Regions from separate parts of the Mus musculus genome. Here regions 2, 3, 4, 5, 6 and 7 are each linked to region 1. The links are chromatin loops, found by intact Hi-C in ENCODE. Cell type or tissue: heart. All regions are shown on one strand.

Region 1 (4,000 bases):
AACAAACAAACAAAAAGACATAAACAAGACTAGCCAGATGTGGTAGTTCATACCTTTCATCTCAGCCCTTGGCAGAGGCAGAGAGGCAGAGAGGCAGAGAGGCAGAGAGGCAGAGGCAGAGAGGCAGAGAGGCAGAGGCAGAGGCAGAGAGGCAGAGGCAGAGAGGCAGAGAGGCAGAGAGGCAGAGAGGCAGAGAGGCAGAGGCAGAGAGGCAGAGGCAGAGAGGCAGAGAGGCAGAGGCAGAGAGGCAGAGGCAGAGGCAGAGGCAGAGAGGCAGAGAGGCAGAGGCAGAGAGGCAGAGAGGCAGAGGCAGAGAGGCAGAGGCAGAGGCAGAGAGGCAGAGGCAGAGGCAGAGGCAGAGGCAGAGGCAGAGGCAGAGGCAGAGGCAGAGGCAGAGAGGCAGAGGCAGAGGCTCTGAGTTTTAAGCCAGCCAATCTACAAAACAAGTTCCAAGTTCCAGAATAGGCAGGGCTACACAGAGGAACCTTGTCTTGAAAAATTGAGGGGGTGGGGGAGACACAACCAAGAAAGAAGAAGGCAGGCATGGTGGCAAGATAGCTATAATTCCAGCACTTGGGACGAGGAGGCAGGAAGCTTAGGAATTCATGGTTATCCACAGCTGTGCAGCCTGGGTTACTTAAGAGCCAGGCTCAAACAATCACACAAACTGCATAGTCAGAGTGGAGGGAGCTTTTAGAAATTAAAAAAAAAAAAAATCGCCAAATATTGTCTGAAACATGGGTAGCAGGGATGCCTGATTTATCCTTGGTAGAGCCACAGCAGGTGTGCCCATCTGTGTCCACATAAATTCATACGCACGAGGAAGCCTAGGTCACGTGTCTTTCTCAGTAACTTTCTACTTTATTTCTCTCACTGAACCTGGAGGTCACCAGTGCAGCTATGCTGAGCCCCAGGGATCCTCTTGTCTGCCTCCCCAGCATCCGGCTTATTCAGATTCCTTTACTTGAGCTCTGGGGATCAGAACTCGGGTCTTTGTGCTTCTAGGACAAGTGCTTTTGGTAACTTGGAGCCCCAGCCTCTTCTATGGGAATGTGAGACTCTATAACTGTGCTCATTCTGGAGGTCCAAATAACAGGGTGACCATGAATTGCTACGCTACATAAAAATTCAGAACATGTGGCTAAAGGTCTCCAAGGGGGACCAGTGAGATGGCTCAGTGGGGCACTTGCTGCTCTTGCAGAGTACCCAGATTCCGTTCCCATCACCTACATGGTGGTTGACAATCATCCGTACCTATACTCCCATGGGATCCAGCACCCCTTCTAACCTTTATGGCCACTAGGCACGCACGTGGTACACATACATACATGAGACAAAATACTCACATTTAAAAAAAAAATCTAAAGAAAAAAAGCTTCCCATCTTCAGTTCCCTAATCTAATACAACCACAGTAGTAGAACGTGCACTCACAGAATGGTTATGCATATTTAATACAATACCGTGTGAGGGGAAAAATGAATATGTATGTATTGGACTAAAGAGTCAATATGTTAAGGCTTCGTATGTACTATAGCATCACTTAGTGTGCTTGAGGCTCTGTGTTTAATCTCGGGGTGGGTGGGGGCAGTGCTCTTTTAGGAAAATAAATATTTGCATCAGGCTGTGCTGTTACTTATCTGTAATCCCAACACATGGGAGGTATAGGCAGGAGGATCAGAAACACGAAGTCTTCTTCAGCTATGTATTGAAATGGGGCTAGCCCGGTCTACATAAAGAGCGCCCCCACCCATGCCCCCTGCGAGTATACACGGTTAGTTCATCTCTCAACTGCTCTCCTTGAAGGGATGTCTTTTTTAAGTCCCGTTTTATAGATGAGGAAGCGTCGTTGGTAAGACCTGTAAGGGTTGAAGTTGGAGTTTTGGGGTCACAGATAAAGGATTTTTTTTTTCTTTTTTCGAGACAGGGTTTCTCTGTAGCCCTGGCTGTCCTGGAACGCACTCTGTAGACCAGGCTGGCCTTGAACTCAGAAATCCGCCTGCTTCTGCCTCCCAAGTGCTGGGATTAAAGGCATGCGCCACCACTGCCCAGCTCACAGTTACAGGATCTTAGGCACAAAAGCAAGCAGGGTTACCTGCTTATTTACCCGGACCTGAGTCGGGATGGAGGATCACGGCTCCCTCCCGTGGCCGAAGAGAAGAGCGCAGCCTGCGAGCTGAAACTGGACGAGGAGGGGGTCTCCTCTGAATGTGAAAGGGACCAGGCTGGAAGCCCGAGGCACTCTGGGTCTCCCGAGAAGCTGAAATAGTACGACTCCGGCAGGCGCCGACCGACGTCGCTCTCAGTTCCCAGGTGTGTACCTGAGTCAGGTGCCGCGGTTCCGCCCACTCCACTTTTCCGCAGTCGCCACGCGCCCCTTTCAGATATTCCTGGGGGCGTCCTGGAGCTCGGAGTGCAGTCAGACCCTCACCATGGGCATCTGCTAGCATCCTGGCAACGGGGGGCTCTGAGGATCGTGACCCACTACCTTGCAAAAGACACCCGAGACGCACGTGGAACGGTTTGGCTTGCAAGGCAGCGTACGAGAGTGTGGGCGGGGCTTGAGTGTAGACCACACCTTTGAGGCGGGGCTTGAATCGGGACCAATGGGACGCCTTGCTGGGGAGGGCAGGCTCCGGGCCTGACATCCCGGTAGCCCGCTTGCTTTTTCCGGCTCCCTCGCCCCCTCGGTTTATAGCGGAGCCCCACAGGCGCGCTGGGATCACACCGGAGCAGCTTCATTCCTAGGTGGTGAGTGAGCACCCTGCGGCACCCAGATGCAGGGTGCACTTGGCCGGCTGGAGCCAGATGCCTGTCCCCCCCGCCCCCCCCCAGGCATCCAGTTACTGAAGCAAGTGGACAAGAGCGGGTGGGTGGGGGAGGAGGACCCTGGGGATCCTGTGTGGCTGATGCTAGGCTGCCTGCATTTGTGTTTGGACAATTGATGGCTCTGTTTGGATTGATAGAGTTTGGAGGGCTCATTGTAGAGATTAGAAAAATCTGGTCAGGATTGAGATGGGTTGAGGGACAGGGGTGATACAAGGTGGAGCTTTGAGAGCTTTGAAAGTTTCTTATTGCCCATGTGTGAGGTGCTGTATTGAGGGTACTCGACAGGAGCAGCATAGGACTTGGGAGGAGGTGTTTACTGGTAATAGCTAACTTCCCTTTGAGGAGATCTTCTTCCCCTCTTGTTGCCAATTAAGGCGAGACCTATTTGACAAGGGGATCTGTGTCCCTTTCGCAGACTCACTGCTACCCCTAGTTTCAGAGGCACGGAGGATGACACGGTCCCTAAGAACTGAAAGGGACCCTGATTATTTAAACACCAGGGTCCGAGAGTGGGGAAGTTGCTGGGACAGTTTTGAGTTTCTGTGCCCTGTGTGTGTGTGTGTGTGTGTGTGTGTGTGTGTGTATCCTTTGCAACTCTCCTTTTGAGGAAACTGAGTGTTTAATTAGGGTTTTGTTTAGGGAGAGAGGGTCTGTGGTATTGCTATCCAGCCACTAAAACCTCTTTTTACAGGTCTCCTAGCCCTTTTGTGGCTTCCTCTGCTGGCGTTCAGCAATGGCCAGCGAGAGCTCCCCTCTTTTGGCCTACCGGCTTCTGGGGGAAGAGGGGGCTGCCTTCCCTCCCAATGGAGCTGGAGTATCTGGAGTGCCATCATCCCGCAAGCTCTCCACCTTCCTGGGTGTGGTGGTGCCCACGGTTCTGTCCATGTTTAGCATAGTCGTGTTTCTGAGGATTGGTGAGTAGAGGAGGGAATTATTGGGAAGGGGCTAAGGCTAGGGATGGACCCTAGTACATGTGGTCAGATGGAGGGTAAGGCCCCTTGAGGCCTTGTGTGTGGCTCTGCTGTGGGACTGTGCTGGCCAGTGGGATGGGGGGAAGGGGGAGAGGTATATAAGCATCCCTTGTGACCTGCTTTTCTCCCCCTGTGCAGGGTTCGTGGTGGGCCACGCTGGGCTGTTGCAGGCCTTGGCGATGCTACTGGTTGCCTACATCAT
Region 2 (4,000 bases), 440 kb before region 1:
ACGCCTTTAATCCCAGCACTTGGGAGGCAGAGGCAGGCGGATTTCTGAGTTCGAAGCCAGCCTGGTCTACGGAGTGAGTTCCAGGACAGTCAGGGCTACACAGAGAAACCCTGTCTTGAAAAGCAAAAACAAAGGAAAGGAACGAATAAGAAAGAATCTGAGTTTGGATCCCCTGCGTCTGCATCTGTGTAAAACCCAATAACCCCCGGGGCTCAATGGCCAGCCAACCTAGCCAAAACATGGAGCTCCAGGCTCACATCGAGTCCCTGCCTTAACAAATAAGGTGGGCAGTGATAGAGGAAGACACCTTGATGTTCATTTCTGGCCTCTACACACACACACATAAATGGGGAGACTGCACCTACACACACAGATGTGCAGCATTCATTTAGCACATACGCATTAAAAGAAAGCCGGCAGCTAATGCTGATGGTTGTGAAGGCAGGTGACCAGTACTCGGAGTCTGCATTTGGATAAGCCTGTAACTCCTGTGACTAAGAGGGTTTCTCCTTATAATGCAAAACACAGCTGGAACCTTAAAGGTAATAAGATCATTTCTGGTGAAACCAAAAGGAGAGCGACTATAGTCCAGAAACAAATTCAGATCTCCCCAAATACCACACCCAAATATGGTAATGGGGTCATAAAGTTCTTACATGAACAAGGAACACAGACAATCATAAATCAAGGTTATCTCTCAAACACCCAGCTGGGAACATCAGGTCGGAGCAGAGAGGCCACGTCTGCTACAGACCTCGGAGGAGTCAGCCTTTGGGCTGGGGAAGCTGTTTGTACTTTTCAAAAAGACTTACCTGGTAGTTTCAAGGATGTTAGGTCAAATACAAGACCTGGGCAATGAATGGTGTGTGTGTGTGTATGTGTGTGTGTGTGTGTGTGTGTGTGTGTGTGTGTGTGTGGATGTGCGTAATGAATTTCACTTTCCACTTTTTTTTGGGGGGGGAGGGGGTCCAGACAGGGTTTTTCTGTGTAGCCCTGGCTGTCCTGGAACTCATTTTGTAGACCAGGCTGGCCTTGAATTTACAAATCTGCCTGCCTCTGCCTCCCAAGTTCTGGAATTAAAGGTGTGTGCCATCACTGCCTGACCCACTTTAAAAAAAAAAAAAGTGTGGGCTGGAGAAATGGCTCAGCGATTAAGAGCACTGACTGCTCTTCCAGAGGTCCTGAGTTCAATTTCCAGCAACCACATGGTGGCTCACAACCATCTGTAATGGGAACCTGAATTTGTTCCCTGGGAACCACACAGTGGAAGAAAACCAGCTCCAGCAAGCTGTCCTCCGACTGACACACAGGTTATAGCATGAGCTAGTCCACACCCACATCTAAAAATAAAGGTTACAATTTCAAGTGGGCGGGGACTGTGCTGTAGCTCAGGGGTGGGTTTGTACTGGGTCCTAGCTTTGTCTTCCTGCCCTCCTAGTTCCTGGCACTCAGAATTCTCTCTCCTCCCCTGTATGTCCTTTACAACATCCTGCCAGGTTCCCCTTTTATTGTTTTGGCAGCTGATGAATGGGGTGTCAAGGATTCTGGCAAAAGGCCCTGATGTTTGGGGAAAGAGGTGTTTCCAAGATGCAGTTCTCTGTCTGTCCAGACTGCAGCCCCAACCACCTGGTCTTGCACACATCGCTTCCAAGCCAGCTCTGGCTCCACCCCCAGCCCCAGCTTTGTGCAATGAGGAAAGAAGGTAGGACTGGAAATGTGGCCCCAGGGAGGTTAGAACCCCGTAAGGCGTACTCTGAGCTGCTTATCCACACCTGCCATCTGTGGAATTGTAGAAATGGGCGCCTCAGAGAGATGCCCGGGGAAGGCAGGATGTGATCATGCGTGTAACCCCAGCCAGGGAGATCACAAGTTCACAGCTAGCCTTGGCTGTAAGAGAGACTCTGTCAGAGGGTGCCTAGCATGCATGAGACTCTGGGTTCCATCTCCAGCACTTCATAAAACCAGTTGTGGTGGTGTACACCTGTAATCTCAGTACCCCAGAGATGGAGGCAGTAGACTTAGTAGTTCACAGTAATTGCTTTGTACATAGGATGTTGGGGGCCAACCTGGATCCATGAGAGCTTTTGTTTAAAAGAAAATAGCTGGGCAGTGGTGGTGCTGCACACCTTTAGTCCCAGCACTTGGGATGCAGAGGCAGTTGGATCTCTGAGTTCAAGGCCTGCCTAATCTAATCTACTTTACTTTTTTATTTTGTGTGTATGCTTGTGTGCCTGAGTGCATATATGTGCACCACATGCCTGCAGGTGCCCTTCAAAGACAGAGAGAGAGAGACTATCGGATTCCCTGGGACCAGAGTTGCAGGCAGTAAGCTGCCTGATGTGGGTGCTGGAAAGCGAACCTGGGTCCTCTGCAAGAGGAGTGTATTAGTAGTGAACAGATGCCATAACCAAAGCAACTCTCATAAAGGCCAACATTTCATTGGGGCTGGCTTACTGGGTCAGAGGTTCAGTCCAGTATCATCTAGGCAGGAACATGGCAGCATCCAGGCAGGCATGGTGCTGGAGAAGCTGAGAGTTCTACATCTTCATCTGAAGGCTGCTAGCAGAATACTAGCTTCCAGGCAGGTAGGATGAGGGTCTTAAAGCCCACACCCACAGTGACACACCTACTCCAACAAGGCCACACCTCCTAATAGTGCCACTCCCTGGCCCAAGCATATACAAACCATCACAAGGAACAAGGCTTGTGACCACTGAGCCATCTCTCCAGCCCCTTATTCTTTTCCTTACCTCTTTCCTAAAGACATCCTTTCCTCAAAACAGATGCTAGAGCACGCTTCACACACACCCACTGGAGATTCACTCTCCCTACTTCCGGCTTACTCAGCATCATTTTAGGCCTCAAAGAGTCATCATATTCAATAAATCATAACCATAAATCCTTTCCCCCACTTTAAGACAAGATCTGTAAACCAAGCTGGCTTTGAACTCACTATGTAGCCAACAGTGACTTTGAACGTCACCCTCCTGTGTCCACCTCTGAATTGTTGGGATTTCAAGTGTGTACCATCATAACTGGGTTTCTGTGGTAGTGGAGGTGGAAGCCAGAACCTCATGCATGCAAGGTGAGTACTCTACCCACTGAGCCACATCCCCGGGTCTCCAACAAGATCCTTTATTTCTTTACCTGATGTATTTATTTTTATTTACCTTGGTGTTCTGTTTATCTGTGTAAGGGAGTCAGATCCCATGGAACCAGAATTACAGACAGTTGTGAGTTGCCATGTGGGTGCTGGGAATTGAACCCAGGTCCTTTGGAAGGGCAGCCTGTATTCTTAATGGCTGGGCCATCTTTCTATCCCCCTTGCAGCATTTTGTTTTTCAAGGCAAGGTTTCTCAATGTAGCTCTGGCTGTCCTGGAACTTCCTCTGTAGACCAGGCTGGCCTCAAACTCACAGATCTGCCTGCCTCTGTCTCCTGAGTACAGAGATTAAAAGTGTGTCACCACCACCCAGCACCAAGGACCTTTTTTTGGGGGACTTTTTTTTTTTTTTTGGCTTTTTTTTTTCGAGACAGGGTTTCTCTGTATAGTCCTGGCTGTCCTGGAACTCATTCTGTAGACCAGGCTGGCCTCAAACTCAGAAATCCGCCTGCCTCTGCCTCTGCCTCCCGAGTGCTGGGATTAAAGGCGTGCACCACCACCCACGCCCAGCCCAGGACCTTTTAATAATAGCTAATATGTATTGAGTCATTGAAATGTGTGTCCTCGGGCTAGAGAGATGGCTCAGCGGTTAAGAGCACTGACTGTTCTTCCAGAGGTCCTGAGTTCAATTCCCAGCAACCACATGGTGGCTCACAACCATCCATAACAAAATCTGACTCCCTCTTCTGGAGTGTCTGAAGACAGCTACAGTGTACTTTCATATTGTAAATCTTAAAAAAAAAAAAAAAAAAAAAAAGAGCCGGGCGTGGTGGCGCACGCCTTTAATCCCAGCACTCGGGAGGCAGAGGCAGGCAGATTTCTGAGTTCGAGGCCAGCC
Region 3 (4,000 bases), 200 kb before region 1:
GTGGGCCACCACATCTGATGCTTTGGAGGTTTAAGTTGGCAGAGGGGGGTGGGGGCATCCTCATTTACTCTGTGGCTATTTTACGTGTATAAATATTTTGCATGTATGCACGTGTGCGCATTGCATGACATACCTGGTGCATCAGAAGAGAGCATTTGATTCCCTGAACTGGAGTTACAGAAGGTAATGAGACACCATGTGAGGCCTGGCAACTGACCCCTGGTCCTCTTGAAAAGCAGTAAGTGCTCTTAACTGCCAAGCCAGCTGCTCCTGCTTTAATATCTGAGACAAGATCTCTCACAGAACTTGAGAGCTCTCACATGAACTCCCTGACCAGCAAACTCTCAGGGCTCTTTCCATCCTGGCCTGCAAGTGTTGGGGCTATAGTATAGGTGTGGCTACTGTGCCTGGGTTTTTTTTTCTTTTACTTGGTTTTCTGGGATCAAACTCAGGTCTTTATGTTTGCATGGTAAGCACTTTGCTGACTAAGCCATCTCTCCAACCCTGTCCCCCAACACACTTTTTGAAACAAGGTCTCCTGTGGCTCAGGCTGGCCTCTAGTTCAATATGTGGGTGAAGACAAATGTGAACTTTCTATTCTTTCCTCTCTACGAGTATACTTCACTACAGTCTATTTTGAATAGTGTTTTTTTTTTGTTTTGTTTTGTTTTGTTTTGTTTTGTTTTTTTCAAGACAGGGTTTCTCTGTATAGCCCTGGCTGTCCTGGAACTCACTTTGTAGACCAGGGTGGCCTCAAACTCAGAAATCCACCTGCCTCTGCCTCCCGAGTGCTGGGATTAAAGGTGTGTGCCACCTTGCCCGGCTGAATAGTGTGTTTTGATCTCCTAAACTCCGAGGACTGTCTCAAAGGCCACAGGACAACTCGGACTTTACCAAAACATTTTCACAATCTATGGGGGGACGGGGGACGGGACAGTTCTCCAACAATCCAGGAGACTCAAGGGTAACCTTCAATATACTCATTTAACAGATATGGAAATCCAGGCACATTCTTATGTTGTGTTCCCTCGGTGGGGTGCTCCACAGTGTAGTTTTCTTCAATGGTTATTAAAGTTGAGATCGCATCTCAACTCTGCAGCCTGAGTCCATAGTCAGCATCATGAGGATTAATAAACAAAAGTATTGGTGAGAGATGTGGCTCCATTGGTGGAGTGTTTGCCTAGCATGTATGAAGCCCTAAGTTCTACCCTGCATAAATCAGGCACAGGGTTGTGTATCTGTAATTCCAGCATTTGGTAGATGTAAGCAGGAGGATTATCAGTTTAGGGTCATCCTGGGCTACGTGGTGGGCTCCTGAAACTCTATCATAAAACAAAAACCTTTAAGTATGCAAATCAATAAATATGGACTGTTGCTGCGGCGGTATGAGGCCTAGTCTAGGAAGCCTACAACCCCTCACAGTGCTGCGCTTGAAGAACTGTCTGGGTGTAATTCCCTCTAACTTGCATTTTATGGGATTCTAGTGGTCACCAACCACTCGCTGTCTTTTTCTGCCCCACTGTCCTGCACTGGTTTAGACTTCCCTAGTTCCGCCTCCGGGAAGGGAGTGGCCTCACCAGGGGGCGTGGCCAACCCGAGAATTGGGCCTTCTTGCCTCCAGTCTGGAGCCGCCCAATCCGGAGGGGGGGGGGGTTGAAGGAGGTCGATCACGTGACCTGGGATTTTTTTTTTCCCCCCTCCCTTATGCCTATACCACTTCTGCTGTCCCTAGAGAGGATGTCTTGCTCCTTTTCTGGAAATAAACTACGTCGTGTGATCTTTGATGAGTTAGAAAAACGTGGAATTGTGCTTTTATTGTGGCTGAGGCATCTTTTGCTCCTGGAGTGGTGTTTTCGCTTCTAGCCTTCCCCCCCACACACTTGAGTATTTGGTCTCGTCCAGCCTGGCCCTGGGCGCGGCGGCGACGGCCGCGTCACTGGCGGGCGGGATCCCTCCGCTCTGGGGAGAGCTGCGCTGGACGGTTGAGTTGGGGTGACTGAGGAAATCCATCCGCGTCGCCGCCGCTGCCGCCTCCGCCGCGGAGGAAGACAGGACCTCCCGCGCTCCTCCAAGCGACCCCTTGGCAGAGTCCCACCACCTCAGGTACCTCCGCTGATAAAAGGAGTCCTCATCTCCCCCAGCCCCAAATTCCCACGGGTGTGTGTGTGGCAGGGGGAAGCCTCGGTTCCTTCCGTCTCCCGGGTTTGGCTCTTGGGAAACGGACGTAACTCCCAGACCTCCCCTCCCTTCCTCTGGCCCGGTCGTTTCCAAACCCGGAAGGGGAACTGGGGGGGGGGGGGGGACCCTCGGCTTCAATAATGCATGCGCTCCCTGCAATATCAGTGGCAATTATTTTAAAATCTAGACCCCCCTCATCCCAGCCCCGCCTGCCTCTTGATCCCTTAATAGTTGGGGGGCTAAATTCTGGGTTTCTTCTATGTCCTGTCCCGCCCCCTTTCCCCACCACCACCCTGCTGCCTGCCCCTGGGTAACAGCCCTCGTGCCCACTCGTTTCACACCCTTGCTTGCATTAGCCTTGCAGAACTCCAGAATCCTAGGAGATCCAGTTAAGGCCTCAAGGCCACCCTTGTCTTCGTCTCCACCCTACTGCCCCTTGATTCGGGCTCTGGCAGTGTTTTCTCAGTCCCGACCCCTAAGCTGGAGATCTCAGCACCTTATTCTTTTTACAAATCCTTACCCAGGTCTGGCACCTAGTCGCCTGTCCCCTTCGTCCAGCTTTCTTTTGGGCAAAATGGAGGTCCTACGAGCTGAAGGGCCTGGCCCACTGCACTTCGCAGCACGGCCAGCCCGCGCCGTCCAGCTGCCAGATCTGAGGACCCTCTCTTTCCTCCTCTCACACCTGCGGAGGCGGTGGCACCCTTTTTTTTGGAGGGGGGGCTATGGTTGCTTTATCCCTAGAATCGAGGAGCTGCTGAGGGAACGTTGGAGGGTAATGGGGATCTAAGGGCTGGGAGCATGGCCCCCGACCCAGTGTCTTCTTCCTGGCCTGTTTTCCTTCTGCCCCAGGCCTGTGTCATTGAGGCCAGGCCTGGGCTGCTGTCAGCTGGAAGGAAGGGGCTTTTGTTCACAGCTGGAGTGGGGTGGTAGCTATGTCGTTGCCCCCTCCCTCATTTTGGAGGGGCATCCTCTGGCACTGGCGCAGAAAGCTGAACTTACGGAGGGGAAATATCTTCGGGGAAGAGGAACGCCCAGTGTCTGGGGGAAGTGGGAGCTGGGTGGGGGACGCCTGGGTCGCCAGAGTGCAGTGTACACGGCCAGATCGCACAGGTGTCCCGGGAAGGCAGGACGTCGGAGGCTGGAGTGGTGCCAGCTAGGCCTCGGGGGCTGCTGAGCACAGAGCTGGGCTCTAGGGGTGCCTAGGGGCATCGGGCCGAGCCGCCTGGGGCCGCTCGCCGGCGCCTGGGAGAGAGCAGCTCCGCGCCCCGGGGCCAGGGGCCTCTCTTCGGAGCCCTAATTACTTCTGAGAGGCTCCCACGGGCTTTGTGCGGGCGCAGCGGGGCGGGCGACCTCGGCGCTGAAGGGAGCTGGCGGCTTGGGGGTTTGCCTTCCCCGCTACTCTCGCACTGACCAGCAGCTAATGGGGTGCAGCCGGCCCGGAATGGGGATTATCCCGGGTTGAGCCGTCCCGAACCTATTAGTGCTCAATCGGCTTTTCCCAAATCCTGTAAACAGCCACCCTGGCCGGTTCTGGGTAAGAGGCGGGAGTCTAGGTCGGGCGGGGGCGATGGGGGCCGGGGGTGGGGTCACCCACCCTACAGGTCTCTGCCGCGGATGCGGTTGCCTTGGCAACGAGGCTAGGGTGGGGGCACTTCACCAATGAGGTGCTCTTAGTCCGGGTGACGGTTGCCTAGGCAACCCCACGAACAGCCTAGCTTCTCCCCTCATCCTCCCCCCCCCCCATCACCACCTCTGTCTTAGCTGGGGGTGTGTGTGGAGGGTGTGCGGTATGTGGGGGTGAATTTAAAGAGGTACCGCCCCT
Region 4 (4,000 bases), 450 kb before region 1:
GCCACCAGGAGAAGGCGCGAGGACACGGACAAATTCCGCCCCCAAGCGGCGTGCGCTCAGGTGCTGCGCGTGCGCAGTTGGAAGTTGCTTCTGCGTCTGCGCAGCCGGAGTAGCCCGCCATCTTAAGAACGAAAGCCTAGTGAAACTACAAGTTCCATAATCCTCGCTGACATCTTTAGTTCCGCGCCCCCCCCCCCATAATATCCTGCGAAGCGCCCTAGGCACTTCATTCTTATCTCTGCCTCAAATCGCTTTCTCTTTCCTGTTTTCGTGCTATCACTCCCTACCTTTTAGTTGTCGTCACCCTCTTAAATTTTGAAACCATCTTGAGCTCCCCCCTTGCCTCTACAGTGCTCTTTCCTGACAAATAGTCTGTGGACTGGGAAACTCCGCCAGCCATCAGTCTGAGGATTCTGCATAGAATCAGTGCTTCCCATTGGCCGAAACAGGAGCCCAAACAGGTCGATACCCTTTCCCGCCCACATTCGCGGTGTGTCTAGCTGCAGGGATAATGCTGTAAAATCCGCAACGCTAGCGGGTGGCGCTGAGGGACCGATACGCAGGCGCTGCACTATGGCAGCGGCGTCCGAGGCCTGACGTAGGTGTAGGGAGGAGAGGAAGGCGTAGTTCTCTAGATGTTTGTCCCTGGTGGAAGGAGGAGGGCCGCTTGAACAACTGGGCCATTTCAGGGGAAGAGGAGTTTGGACAATCTCGATGTTTTAGTACTTGTTTGTTTTCAATTCAGAAAATATATTAAATAATATATTGCATTTTATTGATAACAGTTCTTGAGACAATGGTCTCGATTCCTTAGCCTACTTTATCATCCTCTCCTCAGGTTCTCCTAAGTCCTAATTCTAATGAGATAGGCTGGGGGCGGGGGGAAGGGGTGGGGAAAAGACCAGCGATCGCTCATGAATAATTCATGAGCCCGCCTCTTTCGCTGGGAATGCACGCCCCTTGGAAACGTGCTGACGCACGCTGCGTGTAATGAACCTAAGGAAACGACGTCACACTCCCCGCCCCTAGAGCGGAGGGGGCGGAACATCATCTCCAGCACGTGTTGCCCCTTCAACCCGCGCAAGTCCAAAAGGACTGTGCGCAGGCGCTCTCCAGGAGGGGCGGGGATGGGGGAGGAAGGAGGCGGGGCAGGGAGGTTGTTGGGTTTAGAGCCGGGCGGAGACGGCGGAGCCTCATTCCTCAGGAACAAGGGTCGGGTGTCAAGGAGACCTTTTCACACCAGCTCCCGTTCCCCGCCTACGGTGGGTGGGATCGCACGGCAGAGACAAAGGATATCAGTAGGGCTTGGACTTAGCAGCGAAGGGAAGTCGGGTGTCCGTGTGGGGCGGTGGGCGTCTCGGGCTGGGGGAGGGTGAGGTAATTAGGGAGGGGGGCTGTATTTAAACTCTCGGAGCCGTTAAGTTGGTTCGCACTCCCGATGCGCGCGCAGCCTGGGTGGTGGCGGAGCGCGCATGCGTGGGTCCTGGGCGAGCGGGACGCGCGCCCGTCGTGCGCGCTCGCGGCAGAGTGGTAGTGGCGGAGAAAAGGGAGTCGGCGCACGCGCAGTTGGTTCCTCGGCTTGTCCGGGTCTCGCGGGCATCTTGTTTTGGTCTCGCGGGCGAGTGGAGCGCGCTTGGTGTGTCGCGGGAGGGAGGTGGAGGCGCGAGGCAGAGCTGCGCGCGCACTCGGGGAAGGAGGGAGTGAGGTGGTCTTAGGAAGGGTTACAGGGGGCTTCCCCTTGCTCTCTTCTCAGTACCCTCGCTTGAGAAGGGGAAATTAAACAGGGAGAGGAGATGATCGAGATGGCGGCGGAGAAGGAGCCCTTTCTGGTGCCGGCCCCGCCGCCGCCGCTCAAAGATGAGTCGGGCGGAGGGGGCGGCCCCGAGGTGCAATCGCACCAAGAGGCTGCCTCCGGGGAGCTCCGTGATGGGACAGAACACGGGCCGGGCCCTCGCGCGCACTCGGCCGGGGCCGCAGCCAGCGGAGGGGGCGGCCCCCAGGCACAGGCGCACGGGGAGCCCCACGGGCGAGCCGCCGCTCCTGCGGACGTGGGGGAGGAGCGCCGGGGAGGGGGCGGGACGGACCTGGGTCCCCCAGCCCCTCCTCGACCTCGCAATGGCTACCAGCCCCACCGACCCCCTGGGGGTGGTGGGGGCAAAAGAAGAAATAGCTGTAACGTGGGGGGAGGGAGCGGTGGAAGCTTCAAACATCCGGCCTTCAAGAGGCGCCGGCGAGTGAATTCAGACTGCGACTCTGTGTTACCATCCAATTTCCTTCTGGGGGGTAACATATTTGATCCACTGAACCTGAATAGCCTCCTGGATGAGGAAGTGAGTCGCGCACTCAATGCGGAGACCCCAAAGTCATCCCCACTTCCGGCCAAGGGGCGAGACCCTGTGGAGATCCTCATCCCCAAAGATATTACTGACCCGCTCAGTCTCAACACTTGCACTGACGAGGCCCATGTAGTGCTTGCCTCACCACTCAAGATTGGTCGCAAGCGCCATAGACACCGGGGACCGCACCACCAGCAGCAGCAGCAGGCGTCTGGAGGGAATGATAGCAACGCCGCCGTGCTGCCCACTGACCCTCTCACGCCCTCACTCCATGGGGAGGGTGCTACGCAGCAGCAGCAAAACAGAGGCCAGAACCGTGATGCCCCTCAACCCTATGAACTCAACACAGCCATCAACTGCAGGGATGAAGTTGTGTCTCCCCTTCCATCTGCCCTGCAGGGTTCCTCAGGCTCCCTTTCTGCCCCTCCAGCTGCCTCAGTTACCTCTGCACCCTCTACTTCTTCCTCCTCCCGACATCGCAAACGTCGCAGGACTTCCAGCAAGTCAGAGGCAGGGGCTAGGGGTGGAAGCCAGGGTTCCAAGGAAAAGGGCAGAGGGAGTGGAGGAGGCCGTCACCACCACCACCCACTACCTGCAACTGGCTTCAAAAAGCAACAGCTAAAGTTCCAATATGGGAATTACTGCAAGTACTATGGCTATCGCAATCCTTCCTGTGAGGACGTGCGCCTTAGGGTGTTGAAGCCCGAGTGGTTTCAAGGCCGGGACGTCCTAGATCTGGGCTGCAACGTTGGCCATCTGACCCTAAGTATTGCCTGCAAGTGGGGCCCAGCCCGCATGGTGGGGCTGGACATTGATCCACGGCTTATCCACTCTGCTCGCCAAAATATCCGACACTACCTGTCGGAGGAGCTTCGTCTCCAAGCTCAGACTTCTGAGGGGGACCCAGGGACAGAGGGGGAGGAAGGGACTATCACTGTCCGAAAAAGGAGCTGCTTCCCAGCCTCACTGACAGCCAGCCGGGGTCCCATCGCTGCACCCCAAGTGCCCTTGGATGGAGCGGACACATCTGTCTTCCCCAACAATGTCGTCTTCGTCACGGTAAGAGTCCAAAGGCTCTTGGAATAGGGTTCAGATGTGAAGATGAGATTAAATAGGAATGTGTTGGGGGGATGGTCATGACCTAGAGGTGTATCCATGCGTCCATCTGTTCCTCCATACAAGAACCACCTCCTGGAGAGAACAGGATTGGCCAGAGAATCTCTACTGGGTGTTGTCTCTGCTCCTCTAACGTGGAAAGTGGGATCTCTACCTTGAGGCTCTAACACCTGGTCCTTTCTCATGACTACAGACAAGGATCTCATCCCCAACATAGCATGCCTTGCCCTGCTTCCACCTGGGACTGTAACCAGAGAGTCCACTTTCCCAAGGGTACTTCTGTTCAGTCCACATGGAACCTTGTCCTCAAGTCTCCTGAGGGAGCCTCAAGCTCGGTGTCTTTGGGAGAGGGGGAACACTCTGGTATTTGTCGTTTGGGGCCTTTGATAGGGACTCTGTTTGCCTCAGCTGCTTTCTGTTTCCCTAGATACAACACAAGACTGTTGAAATTGCTGGTCAGAAACCCATGGGTCTGTCTTCCCCATGCTGACTGAATAGTGAGAGGGAGGCAGTGAAGAGGACTACATGGAGGAGAGTGCCCAGCCTGA
Region 5 (4,000 bases), 150 kb before region 1:
AAATCTAAAGATGTCGCTGGACAAGCCCGAGGCCCCAGAGAAGAAGAGCCTCAGAATCAGCTCGGATTTGTTTAGGTTTTTTTTTTTTTTTTTGAAACAGGAAGGTCTCACATAGCCCAGGCTGGCCTGGAACTCGCTGTGTAGTTAAAGGACAGCATTGAATTCCTGATCTTTCCGCTTCTGGTTCTCAAGTGCTGAGATTACAGGCACCCTGTCCCCGTTTATGGGGTGTTAGAGATGGAAGCTGGGGCTTCCTGCATGCTAGGCAAGCACTCTATTAACTGAACTATGTCCTCAGCTCCCAGAGACCGACTTAGACCTCAGGGACAGAGATGTCCAAACTCAACTAGTGCCCTGCCAGAACTGTAACCAGTCCCCTCTCCCCACCCCCCACAGGACAAGCTTTGGGGTCCAATCTTTGTGGGATCTATGAAGAATACAGGACCTGGAGAATTTAGGGGGCAAGACGTGAATTCTTTAGATCTCATGGGGGTTTCCCCAGACAGCACGAGCCCTGCACTGGACAACAGAGGGTCAAGGAGCCATAGACAGAATGGCCGCTGACTCTCAGCGTTCATGGGAGGGAAAGGGTTTGACATTTTGTGTCTTTTAAAAATACCACTGGCAACAGCTGAAATCACCAACCAGACTCCTGGCTTGTCTCTCTTCATGACTGTACACACCACACAACTCTCCTAGCTGTACCTCACCCCATCTGGTCGCAAGGCATCAGATCTGGGAAACCAGAGGTGGAGGGGGTTGGGCCCTACGTGCTGCCTCGCATGGCCCGGCTGACCTCTTGACCCCTCTGGGCTTGAGGCCACAATGCCTGCCCACGCTAGTCAATAAGCAGGCTCCATTCAAGGCTGTCTCTCAGTGGGCAGCTGCCAACCCGCTAGGACAAGTGCTGAGTGAGCTGGGGCCACCGTTGAGGAAACAGGAGCCAGTACAGAGGGGTTCCCCTTTAGGGGTTGGTGGCAATGGGCGACCCTGGTTAATGGATCATTATGTCCGTAGTCACTTACCTCAGGACATAAACCCCTTGTGAGTCCATCTATCTTTTGTGTCCCGATGGGTATCACTCTGGGAATTTCTCCTTGCCACTAGACAGAGTCAATAGACTGAGAAGTGCTAAGTATGGCAGCAGGGGACACGGGTGACTCCAAGTCGTTCCTTGGATTCCTTTCCCATAGTGCTTCATGTGGGAAAGCATGCTTAGGAGAGAGACCCACACAGCCGACCAGTCAAAGATGGTGCACAGAGTACCAGGACCCCAATCCTGGCTTTTATTCTATGTGGCTGTCATTCATTCTGTTCCCAAAACAAGACATTTAGAATCCAGCCGGAAAGCCTTCAAAGTCCACTGCAGGAAAAATTACATGTAGGTTGAAGGAGTTGGGGGCTGGAGGGAATTTGCTGGGAGTGAGTGTGTGTGTGTGTGTGTGTGTGTGTGTGTGTGTGTGTGTGTGTGTGTCTATAATTCAGGTGGGAGGAGGCAGCAAAGGGGAGGACTCAAAAGAATTTTGGGGGAGGTGAACTTAGTTCCTGGACTACAGTGCCCTCTTGAGGTGCAGTTGGGAACTGTTAGGGAACTTTGCCAGCAATCTCCTTCCTCTGGGATCCTTCCCTTCAGTGATTTTTTTTTTTTTTTTTTTTTTTTTTTTTGACTTCCACAACAGACATCCCATTGCCACCCCTGTTGCTATGAAAGAGCAAGGTTGAGGTATCTTTTTTGGGCTGTTGGAGCTGGAATATTAATTCTATATCAAGTCTATTGTAACTTGAGAGGGAGGCTTGTTTTGTTGTTTGTCTGTGTTTTTTTGAGACAGAGGCTAAATTGCCCAGGCAGGCCTGGAACTTAGAATTTTCCTGCCTCAGGTGCTGGGAGTACAGGCCTGGACCATTATATCTGGCTTAGTTTTGAAATTTTTTTCTTAAAAAGATTTATTTTATTTTATTTTTAGTGTGTGTGTGTGTGTGTGTGAGAGAGAGAGAGAGAGAGAGAGAGAGAGAGAGAGAGAGAGAGAGAGAAGAGGGTGTCTGATTCCCTAAAACTGGATTTATGAGCAGTTGTGAGCCACCCATGTGGGTACTGGGAACTGACCTCTGCTTGTCCTTAAGAGCAGCAAGCACTTTTAACCATTTGTTGCTTTGTTTGTTCTTATTTTTCGAAACAAGACATCTCTGTGTAGCGCTGGCTGTCTTGGAACTCACTCTGTAGGCCAGGCTTACCTTGAACTCACAGAGATTTGCCCTCCTCTGCTTCCTGAGTGCTGGGATTAAAGGCACGCGCTAACATGCCAGGCTTTTGTCTTGCTTTTCAGAGCAAGAAAACGCACTGAAAACCAGTTGGCATCTGACCATGAGCTTAACATTCATCAGCCAACATCCTGTCCACATCTCTCATCGCTATAACCAAACACAGACAAGAGGCAACTCAGAGGACGGAGGCTTTATTTTAGCTCACACTTCTGGGAACACAGTCTGTCATGGCGGGGAAGGCAGGACATCAGGAGCTTGTGGTCGCTGGTCCCATGGCATCCACAGTCAGGGAGCAGAGGCTGCTGGTGCCCCGCTTGCTCTCTCTTTTTTCCCTTTCTTTGTGTCTTTGTTCTTTTTTTCTTTGTTTATTTGTTTAGGGTTTTGTTTTGTTTTGAGACAGGGTTTCTCTGTGTAGCCCTGGCTGTCCTGGAACTCCCTCTGTAGACCAGGCTGGCCTCAACTCCCATAGATCCACCTGCCTCTGCCTCCCAAGCACTGGGATAAAAGGCATGCGCCACCACTGCCTGGCTTGAGTGTCACCCTCTGACACAGAATAGGACATGGAGAAGAAAACTGCTTTTTTGCCTGCATGCTCTCACTCTTGCTGGTCAGCCTGCATTTCTGTTGCTGCGGCAATCCTTCACCAATGTTAGAACCATCTTCCTTGGGATTCCAACATGGACTGAAGGCCAGGCCTCTGGTGCCAGATCAGGGTCACTGAGACAGCATCCTCGTGCACCGGATGATTGCTAGGTTCTTGGTCTCTCTAGTGTGAGACTGAAAGTAGAATTAGGTAGAAAAGAGCAATTATCGGATACTGACTTATGATTATTTAGTGATTTACTTAAAGCACTGCCTATTTGCCAAGAGTGACTTCACTTGCTACAGAGCAGAATGACCTGGAGGAACAGCTGAAACAATGGGTTGTTGCCCTTAACAACCTGCTGACAAATAGCCGCATATGCTTCTATAAAATCTCACTTCCTTGACCCACCTGGTGGTTTTAGAAAAATGATGAGAATATAAATGGCCCAGGATCAAAGCCTTTCAGGACCTGTCCTGGTTTCAGTCCACTGGTGACATCTTCTCTCCTCCACTCTCAGTGTTGGATGCTTATTCCAGAAAGATTTCTGAAATGAGACAGCCAGTGCCAGGTTACCTGGATTATATATATATATATATATACACACATATATATATATATACACATATATATATACATGTACATATATATATATACACACACACATATATATACATACATACATATATATACATATATACATACACATATATATGAATGTATTTTGTTATTATATATGCATGTATATATGTATATGTGTATATGTATATGTGTGTTTATGTATATGTATGCATATGTGTGTATGTATGTATATGTGTATATATGTATGTATATATTCATTCTAGCAGTTCTGTTCCTTTTTTTTTTTTTTTTTTTTTTTTTTTTTTTTTTTTTTTTGGTTTTTCGAGACAGGGTTTCTCTGTATAGCCCTGGCTGTCCTGGAACTCACTTTGTGGGCCAGGCTGGCCTCGAACTCAGAAATCCGCCTGCCCCTGCCTCCCGAGTGCTGGGATTAAAGGCGTGCGCCACCACGCCCGGCTCTAGTTCTGTTCCTTTTTAAAACCCTGGACTAAGACAAACATGGACTCTAGAGCTTCCTCTGAGACAGCAAAAAGAAGTCCTGCTGGAACAGATCAGCCAGCAGAATGCTTTCCT
Region 6 (4,000 bases), 440 kb before region 1:
CTACATAGCTCACACTGGCCTTGAACTTGTGACTTGTGTTCATTCTCTTTCAGCCCTCTGATGGCTGGCCTTATAGCTGGTTGCCACCACACTCTCTTCTATTTGTTCTCTGTGTACATTTTTGTGCCTGCAAGCAGGGGTGTCTGTGTGTGTGTGTGTGTGTGTCTGTCTGTGTGTGTGTGTGTGTGTGTGTGTGTGTGTGTGTGTGTGTGTGTGTGTAAGCCAGAAACAGCCCTGGGTGTCATTCCCCAGGAGATAGCATTCACTATTTATTTATTTGGAGAGGGTCTCTCACTGGCCTGCAAGTCATCAACTGAGCTGGCTGGCTACGGGAAGTCCCAGGGTCGCTTCTGTCCCCATGTTCTTTGCAGCGGTTCTTGGGGCATATGCCACTCACTCCTGGCTTTTTTGTTGCTGCTACTATTTTGGTCTTTGTTTTTAAACATGAATTCTAGGAATGGAATTCACGTCTGCCTTTCCTTTTTTCTTGGTGACGGCTGACGTGAGTGTCTCTATTTTGAGTCTGGCAATTTTAATTTCAGGTATATTATGTACCATGAAAAACTAAATCCCAGGAGGGGGTGACCTCTGAGGTGAGTCTCTCTTGATCACTACATCAGGTGGTTTGGGAACAAGTCCATGAAGAAGAAATAGCACCCAGATCTGAGAAACGGGATTTTTTTTTTTAAGATTCTATTTATTTTTAATTTTATGTGTATGCATATATTACCAGGAGGTATGTATGTACACTAGGTGTGTGCCTGATGCCCTAAGAGGAAAAAAAAATGTCAGATACCCCAAAATTAGAATTACAGCTGGTTGTGGATTCTGGAAACCAAACCTGGGTCCTCTGCAAGAGCAGACAATGCTCTTCACTGTTGAGCCATCTCTCTAGCCCAAAATTTTTTTATTTATTTTTTAATGAGACAGGGCCCTACTATATACCCCAGGCTGGCCTTAAGCTTACTAGATAGCCCAGCATGGCCTTGAACTTACAATCTTTCTGTTTGAGCCTCTCATGTAAGAATGACAGGCACGGGCCACCATACTGGGTGAGACAGGACATTTGGGACAAAGATGCTCTTTAGATTTTTCACCCCCAAGGATGACAGAAAGCCACTGAAAGGTTTAAGCTCATGAGCCCATGCAACCAGGAGTCCATATGCCAGATGCATTCCGAGATAACCAAGAACAGGGCTCAATGCATTTGTAGATGACAACATATCACCATGTCAAAAGGTTAGCCATACCTGGTTAGGCAGAGGAGTGGTCAGTGGATTACAGGAAATCTTAAGAAACAAGGGAAAGGGGCTGGTGAGATGGCTCAGTGGGTAAGAGCACCCAACTGCTCTTCTGAAGGTCAGGAGTTCAAATCCCAGCAACCACATGGTGGCTCACAACCATCCGTAACGAGATCTGACTCCCTCTTCTGGAGTGTCTGAGGACAGCTACAGTGTACTTACAATAAATAAATAAATAAATAAATCTTTAAAAAAAAAAAAAAAAGAAACAAGGGAAAGGATTTGAAATTTTTAGGTGTAGTTGTGCACACCTGTAGTCCTGGAACACTGGAGGACTGTGGGTTTGCATCTGTGGGATCCATAGGAAAACTGTGACTGGAGAGGAGATGCTGGGCCTTGGATGCATGAAGCCTTAGATGCAGTTCCCAGCACTGCTTGTAAAAGCATAGTGGTGCGTGTCTGTAATCCCAGCACTCGGGAGGCAGAGGCAGGCGGACCTCTATGACATTATTTCCACTGTTACATTATTTCCATAACATTATTTCCACTGTTACTCCGTAACTGTAATTTTGCTACTGTTATGAATCCTAGTGTAAATATCTGTGTTTCCCGATGGTCTTAGGCAAAAGGGGTTGAGACCCACACACAGGTAAAGAACCCCTGGGGCTGTGCCTTAGTTTTCTAGCAATGTGATGATCCCTGCCTGTTGCTCTTTACTGCCCCTTGTGGTCAAGGTGCAAAATACAACTCAGAAGTAACCTCTGCCTGTGTACAAGTGTGTGTAATGGCCAGGGGATTCTGTTTTTCTCAGTTGCTCTCCTCTCCATACCAAAGTCTTTTTTTACAGTGTGTGTGTGTGTGTGTGTGTGTGTGTGTGTGTGTGTGTGTGTGTGTGTGTGTTGTTAGCATGCACAAACCATGTACATATGGAAGTCAGAGGACAGCTTATACTATGGGAGTCATTTCTCCTTTCTCCATGTGGGTCCCAGGAGTTATATTTAGGTTGTTGGGCTCAATGGCAAGAGCCTTTACCTGCTGAGCCATTTCACTGGCCCTCTACCTTGGTTTTTGAAACAGGGTCTCTTGGTGAACCTGAAGCTCACCCATCCTGCTAGACTGACCTTGAATTCTGATCTTTTCACCTCTACCTCCCTAGTACTGGGATTACAAGAATGTTACTAATTTTGCCTGTTTTTTTTTTTTTTTTTTTTTTTTTTGCAGTGCTGGGGTTTGAGTCCAAGGCTTTGTGCATTGGAGGCAAAGACTCCAGCAACTGGGCTGAAGTCCCCAGTCTGTGACTTCCAGGGCCACCATGCAGAACAGCTATAAGCGCTTCCCTGTCTACTCTCCGTCCCCCAATTCCCCTCTCCTTGCCTTTCTCCCTTCTTCACTCTTCTCTCCTGCCCAAGGAACAGGATGCTAGCATTAAGTTTCTCTAGCTTCAAGCATTGCTGACAACCCCAAGCCCTGCGAACTCTCAAATCCCCCAAAACTTTCTATTTGCATTTCCTTAGAGAGCTGCCTCTGCATCTGAGAGGGCAAACAGAGAGAGGGCTGGACAGGATTGTGACCCCAGGATGCCCTCTCGCCCAATTACTACCCACCCCCCTCATAGGACAGTGCTCCTCTCAGCTAATGAGTCACAGCTTCTACTTGGCCTCCTCAGCCCATCCTGACATCCCCACACACACACACCCCCCCACACACACACACACCCACACACACACACACACACACCTCAGTCTTCCCTACCCTTGCTCAGAGTCTATGTAGCTTCCAGACAACTCTGGGAAGCATCATTGCCTAAGGTCTCAGTAGGGTACAGGCAGTAGAACCAAATTTCTTTCCCCACAGATGAATCTCTGCAGCCCCAAATGGGTATCCTCAGAATTACAACTTCCAAGCCCCATATTACACTGTTGCCATCACAACATATAAGAGACTGAGGCAGAAGGACCAGTTGTCCAAGATCATCTTCAATCTGCATAGTGAGTCCCACCTGGTCTGCATTCTGTCCTACTAGGTAAAAGGGCCTGTCCCAAGCTGGATGGTGGCACATGCCTTTAATCCCAGCACTTGGGAGGCAGAGGCAGGTGGATTTCTGAGTTCAAGGCCAGCCTGGTCTACAGAGTGAGTTCCAGGACAGCCAGGACTACACAGAGAAACCCTGTCTTGAAAAAAAAAAGGCAGGGGGGGGGAGGGGCGCTGCTACTAAACCTGATAACCTGAATTCAATCCCTGTGGTAAACTTGATAGACAGAACTCATTCCTGCCAAGTTGTTGTCTAGTCACATGAACACTATGGTACCCACCCATTCACACACATACATACAGTGCAAACAAAATACATGATTAAAAATGTAACAGAACCAACTAAAAAGCTGGCACCTAGGGATGTGGCTTCGTTGGTAAAATGTCTGTCTACCATCCTAACATAAAGAGTTGGAGGCCAGATGGCAGCACCTGAGACTTTGTCTCAAAAACAAAAGGGAGGACTGGAGACTGCTCGACAGCTAAAGCCCTTGATGCTCTTACAGAGGGCTAATTCGATTCCTAGCACCCATTCTGGATGGCTTGCATCTGCCTGTAACTCCAGCTCCATGGGATCCGACACTCACTCGCCCATGCGCACGCACACTCACACACACACACACAGACATCCTTAACTGGAGGGCCTTGGATGGTCCCTAGACCACCCTATCTCATAGAATTGCTGGGATAAAAATCAGGGCTGCAGCCGGCGTGGTGGCACACGCCTT
Region 7 (4,000 bases), 350 kb after region 1:
AAGCAGAAGTGAGTTAGACCTCCCGAGACTGCCAGGGTCCCCGACTCAAGCACCCAGAGCATGCAATGCCCGCTCCACTGGGGGAGGGAGAGATAGAGAGGGGACAAGTCTGTCTTGGGAACTCGGCCACTCACCACCAGAGTTGAGGAAGCGCTTCCCCATGCCCACCTCAGGGTACTGCTCTGCCAGCCCCCACTCAGGCCAGCAGAAGCTCTCAGCAGAGAACAGCAGATGACTGCCACTCTGAACAAACTTCTTCAGCAGCTCTGTCGGGCTGCTTGCCAGAATCACGTCGTAGCTGGGCAAGAAAAGGGGAAGACGAGAGCCAGGAGGAACCTCAGTCTCTTTTTCTCTCTCCATAACCAGTTTCCCACTCTTTCCACCCCAGCCCTCCTTACCTGTCCACAAACATGATGATCATGTCTTTCTGATCTGCATATTTCTCCATTTCCTTCTTGAGCCACCTGACCTTCTGGCCTCCACCAACTGTTCGAGCCACATCACCCCCTCGCCACTCCTGTCCCAGGCCCAGGGTCTGCAGGAAAGATCCCACCCCCACGCAGCGGAAGAGGTTCAGCTGGCCAAGATGAGGAAACAGGACCAACCCCCACGACCCCTGCCCTCTCCCGCTGGAATTTCTCCCATGGGTCCCCCCACTCACCCGTACAGTGTAGTTAAAGAACTCCGCAGACTGCAGAAAACGCCGGTACCCCTCTGTCTCTGCCGTAGCCACAGTGATCACCAGCAATTTGTCTGTCATAGCCAGAGAACTGGCACTTAAGACACGGCTTAGTGTCCCACGTGTTTATCCCTCTGTATCACCCCCGACACACACACACACACACACACCTCCATATTACTTCACTAAAGTTCTTTCAGCACATTTGATCTCCAGAAGAGTCGGGTGAGAGTAACATACACGAATGGGGGCTGGGGTGTTCCTGTCTGTCTGGGGAGCCTGGAACCCCAAGTTCTGCATGAGAGGCTAATGCACTGGGAAGGCTGGACACTCCCTTCCAGGCTGGCGGACGTGTCGACCCTGCCCACTGGCCGCCCGGGTTCTCACCTGGGTTGACAGCATTGGCGCCCCGGGGTCGATCGGAGGCAGAAGTTACGGGGGGCAGCGGCGGCAGCAGCAGCAGGAGCAGGAGCAAAAGCCGGGGTTCCGGGCCTGCCGCAGCCATGGCTAGCAGCACGCTTAGGCTACACCCAGGCCCGCACCGGCGCTGAGCTGAGCGCCTGGATTCCGACGCCCCGGGAAGATTCTGGGAAAAGGGGAAACCGAGCCCGCTGAGAGGAGGAGCTGTGCTCGGGACTCCGCCCTGGAAAAAAGGCGTAACCCGAGGCCACCGAAAACCCGAGATGCAGACGGCGAGACAAGGCAAGGATTGTCCCGCGGGCGCGGGCTGGAGGGTGGGGAGGAGCCGAGGGTCCGGTCCTGGGCACTGCCTGACTCACACCGGAGCAACCGAATCCCCCCGGGAGGGGAAGTGACCTTTTGAGGAGGGTCCAGGCGACGCGGGGGCGGGTCTTGACCACAAGTCTGACCCGGAGGAACACAGGACAGCAAGGCCTGGGGTGGCGCGCGGCGGGGGCGACGGGCCCGGAGGGGCCGGGAAGCCGGAGGCGGGATCGCGCGGACATCCTCGTGGGTCTGGGTTCAACAAAGCCACCGAACCTGCCTATCCTGTCCCGCAGCGCGGGGACACGCACCGGGGATGCAAAGGGCACAGGGACAAGAGCGCTCCCCTAAAGACCACCCACGCCAGTTTTTAAAAAGTGACCATTTGCAGGCGGCTCTCAGATTTTTTTTTTTGGGTAACCACAATGCGACCGGAATTAGGTTTGCCCCTATCAAAGATGGCGGAAAGCGAAAGCTTGCTGATCTCCAAGGGAACATCACGTAATGACTTCAAGCGGGAGGGGAAAGACTGCGCACGCGTATGTGTGCACGCCACCGGAAGGGGTGTGCTCAGAGCAAGGGTCGGTGGTTAGTACGCGTGCGCAGTAGGCTCTTCTGTCAACTGTGTTGCGCCAATGGTGGAGAAGAAACCCGCCGGTATGTGAGCCTTGAGTGGTTCGCCCTTTTGTGCTTCCCAAGTTCAAATTCAGCCTAACATCTCCCCGCCTAGCTTTTCACGTCAATTACCTTCGCTCAGTGTTGGGGCAGTCTCGGAACCATTAATTCGTGTTTTGTGACTGCTTGCTTCAGCAGACGTTGGGGATGGAGAGGATGTGTTGTCTCTCCAAAGCCCGGGTGCTATGAGCAGTGGTACTCACCTCGGCTTCTGGATTGTTTTGCTTTTGTTTTTTTTTTGTTTTTTGTTTTTTTCTTCGAGACAGGGTGCGTACCCTTGGCTGTCCTGGAACTAGCTCTGTAGATTAGGCTGGCTTGGAACTCACAGAGATCTGCCTGCCTCTGCCTCTACACTGCTGGGATTAAAGGCGTGCGCCACCATCGCCCCACTTTCCTCCAGCTTCTGGATGTTGGATGGAGGGAACAGAGAAACTTAGGAAATCAAAGGGCTTGGCTTTGGGTACTACACAAACACGTGCACACACACACACGAACATACACACTTCATTCCTTCCTTTCTCTCTTTTTTTAATGTAGCCTAGGCTGCCTATGTAAATTAGGCTGGACCTCAGCCTCTTGGTGTCCTGTAGTCCTGAAGTCTGTGGTTTGGGGGAGTTCTGGTTTGAGACTGGCATGTTATGGGAAACCCAGCACCAGGAATGGGCAGGTGAGATGGTGCATGCAGTAGGTAAAGTTGCTTGCTGCCAAGCCTGACTACTTGAGTTCAGTCCCCAGGATCCACATGATAGGAGAAAAGGCTTCCATACAGTGTCCTCTGATCTCTGCACGTGTACTGCAACACCTACATGTGCACAGAAACACTCAGAATAAATGCACTTTTTGAAGAAAGATAGAAATACAAGAAAAAGAGGTCAGAGATGAGCCCCTGCTGATAGGGTGTTGTCCAGCATGCCCAAAACTCTTGCTCCATCCCCAGCATCACATAAGCCTGGTGTGGCTGTGCACAGGAGGTCATCCCAGGCCAGCCTGGGCTTCCTGAGATCCTATTGAAGGTTGTGGGGGTGAGAAAGGGACAGGCCAAAGAGCGCTATCAATTAAAGAAAAAGGACAGGCAGAAGCAGCCTCGAGAGCAAGAGAGGAGACAAAATGTCGGGATAGGAAATATATCCAACAAGATAGGGGGACATCTGGGAGCCACACTGGGGAGACTTTTAGTCCAAGGAAGGTAGTCGGTGCAGTCACAGGGCACAGGCATGCGTCTCAGGCTGAAGGAACATTCTAGAAATGTACACTGGATTTTGCCCTACTGAATCACAGGTCTTGAGAATATGGAGGCCAGAAGTCAATACTGTGTCAATTCTCAAAGGCGCTCTTTATTTTAATTTGTGTATGTGTGCTGCTCTGTGCAGGTGAGTGTAGGTATCCATGAAGGACAAAAGAGGCAGTTGGAATTACAGAAAGTTGTGAGCCACCCTCATGGCTGCTGGTCCTGGGTCCTGGAAACAGCTGTAGCACTCTGCAAGAGCAGGGAGCGCTGTTAACCACTGAGCCCTCTCTCCAGCTGCAATTTATTGTGTCTCCAGTTATTGCTGGGACTGGGAGGACTTAGAGGCAGCATAAAGGGCCGAAACAAGCTTGCCAAGCTGGAAGAAAGCAGGGTGAAGATCTGGGAATTCCTCACAGCATAATGAAGGGGCCGAGGCGAGGAGACTGGGGCTCTAGGCAACGGCAGTGCAACTTTCCTCCTGTCTTGACCCCGGTAACTCTCTTTGCCCCATCTAGTTCGCTCCCAGGACCCTGGACAGCGGCGGGTGCTGGACAGGGCAGCCAGGCAGCGGCGGATCAACCGACAGCTGGAGGCATTGGAGAATGACAACTTCCAGGATGACCCCCATGCCGGCCTCCCCCAGCTGGGCAAGAGGCTACCTCAGTTTGATGATGATGCAGACACAGGTGAGATGG

Evidence for each region. Peaks named below come from ENCODE experiments on the same cell type or tissue, not always from the same donor. Only the 100,000 strongest peaks of a DNase experiment are listed, where the experiment ranks them.
Region 2: a loop joins it to region 1, with 4 times the contacts of the local background. A loop is called at or near these places in 13 of 42 quality-filtered maps.
Region 3: it touches region 1 in a loop (2.5-fold over the local background); 2 of 42 quality-filtered maps call a loop at or near these places.
Region 4: it touches region 1 in a loop (4-fold over the local background); 9 of 42 quality-filtered maps call a loop at or near these places.
Region 5: it touches region 1 in a loop (2.7-fold over the local background); 2 of 42 quality-filtered maps call a loop at or near these places.
Region 6: it touches region 1 in a loop (2.7-fold over the local background); 10 of 42 quality-filtered maps call a loop at or near these places.
Region 7: a loop joins it to region 1, with 4 times the contacts of the local background. A loop is called at or near these places in 2 of 42 quality-filtered maps.

Annotation. Positions count from the first base shown.
Region 1 is chr5:137,332,197-137,336,196 of GRCm38, reverse strand. It overlaps Slc12a9 (solute carrier family 12 (potassium/chloride transporters), member 9), which reads left to right and starts at 2,615. Exons shown (of 14, transcript NM_031406.3): 1 at 2,615-2,749; 2 at 3,519-3,741; 3 at 3,937-4,000. The coding sequence starts at 3,561. In heart, a CTCF peak has its summit at 2,170 (motif pointing left); DNase peaks (open chromatin) are centred at 2,156 and 2,576; H3K4me3 peaks cover 1,533 bases; H3K27ac peaks cover 1,182 bases.
Region 2 is chr5:137,774,184-137,778,183 of GRCm38, reverse strand. No RefSeq gene overlaps it. Among named protein-coding and RNA genes, the nearest start is that of Ppp1r35, 2.7 kb to the left of the region's middle. In heart, a CTCF peak has its summit at 1,612; a DNase peak (open chromatin) is centred at 1,563; H3K4me3 peaks cover 3 bases; H3K27ac peaks cover 346 bases.
Region 3 is chr5:137,531,242-137,535,241 of GRCm38, reverse strand. It overlaps Gnb2 (guanine nucleotide binding protein (G protein), beta 2), which reads left to right and starts at 1,936. Exons shown (of 10, transcript NM_010312.5): 1 at 1,936-2,103. In heart, no CTCF peak of the experiment used is centred here; DNase peaks (open chromatin) are centred at 1,591, 1,951, 2,701 and 3,251; H3K4me3 peaks cover 2,849 bases; H3K27ac peaks cover 2,978 bases.
Region 4 is chr5:137,783,856-137,787,855 of GRCm38, reverse strand. It overlaps Mepce (methylphosphate capping enzyme), which reads left to right and starts at 1,155. Exons shown (of 4, transcript NM_144913.3): 1 at 1,155-3,395. The coding sequence starts at 1,794. It overlaps Zcwpw1 (zinc finger, CW type with PWWP domain 1), which reads right to left and starts at 54. Exons shown (of 17, transcript NM_001005426.2): 1 at 1-54. In heart, a CTCF peak has its summit at 9; DNase peaks (open chromatin) are centred at 65, 525, 1,095, 1,445 and 3 weaker places; H3K4me3 peaks cover 4,000 bases; H3K27ac peaks cover 3,345 bases.
Region 5 is chr5:137,478,903-137,482,902 of GRCm38, reverse strand. Gm38725 (a long non-coding RNA gene) reads right to left here. Exons shown (of 3, transcript XR_868626.2): 2 at 3,257-3,392; 3 at 2,439-3,039. It overlaps Gm36056 (a long non-coding RNA gene), which reads right to left and starts at 9. Exons shown (of 3, transcript XR_377150.2): 1 at 1-9. In heart, a CTCF peak has its summit at 1,584 (motif pointing left); DNase peaks (open chromatin) are centred at 822 and 1,572; H3K27me3 peaks cover 46 bases.
Region 6 is chr5:137,768,871-137,772,870 of GRCm38, reverse strand. No RefSeq gene overlaps it. Among named protein-coding and RNA genes, the nearest start is that of Ppp1r35, 8.0 kb to the left of the region's middle. In heart, a CTCF peak has its summit at 1,950; no DNase peak of the experiment used is centred here.
Region 7 is chr5:136,984,870-136,988,869 of GRCm38, reverse strand. Znhit1 (zinc finger, HIT domain containing 1) reads left to right here and starts at 1,966. Exons shown (of 5, transcript NM_001310747.1): 1 at 1,966-2,059; 2 at 3,821-3,991. The coding sequence starts at 2,038. It overlaps Plod3 (procollagen-lysine, 2-oxoglutarate 5-dioxygenase 3), which reads right to left and starts at 1,851. Exons shown (of 19, transcript NM_011962.3): 1 at 1,067-1,851; 2 at 662-753; 3 at 399-535; 4 at 135-298. The coding sequence starts at 1,184. In heart, no CTCF peak of the experiment used is centred here; DNase peaks (open chromatin) are centred at 179, 619, 1,479 and 1,949; H3K4me3 peaks cover 2,665 bases; H3K27ac peaks cover 2,007 bases.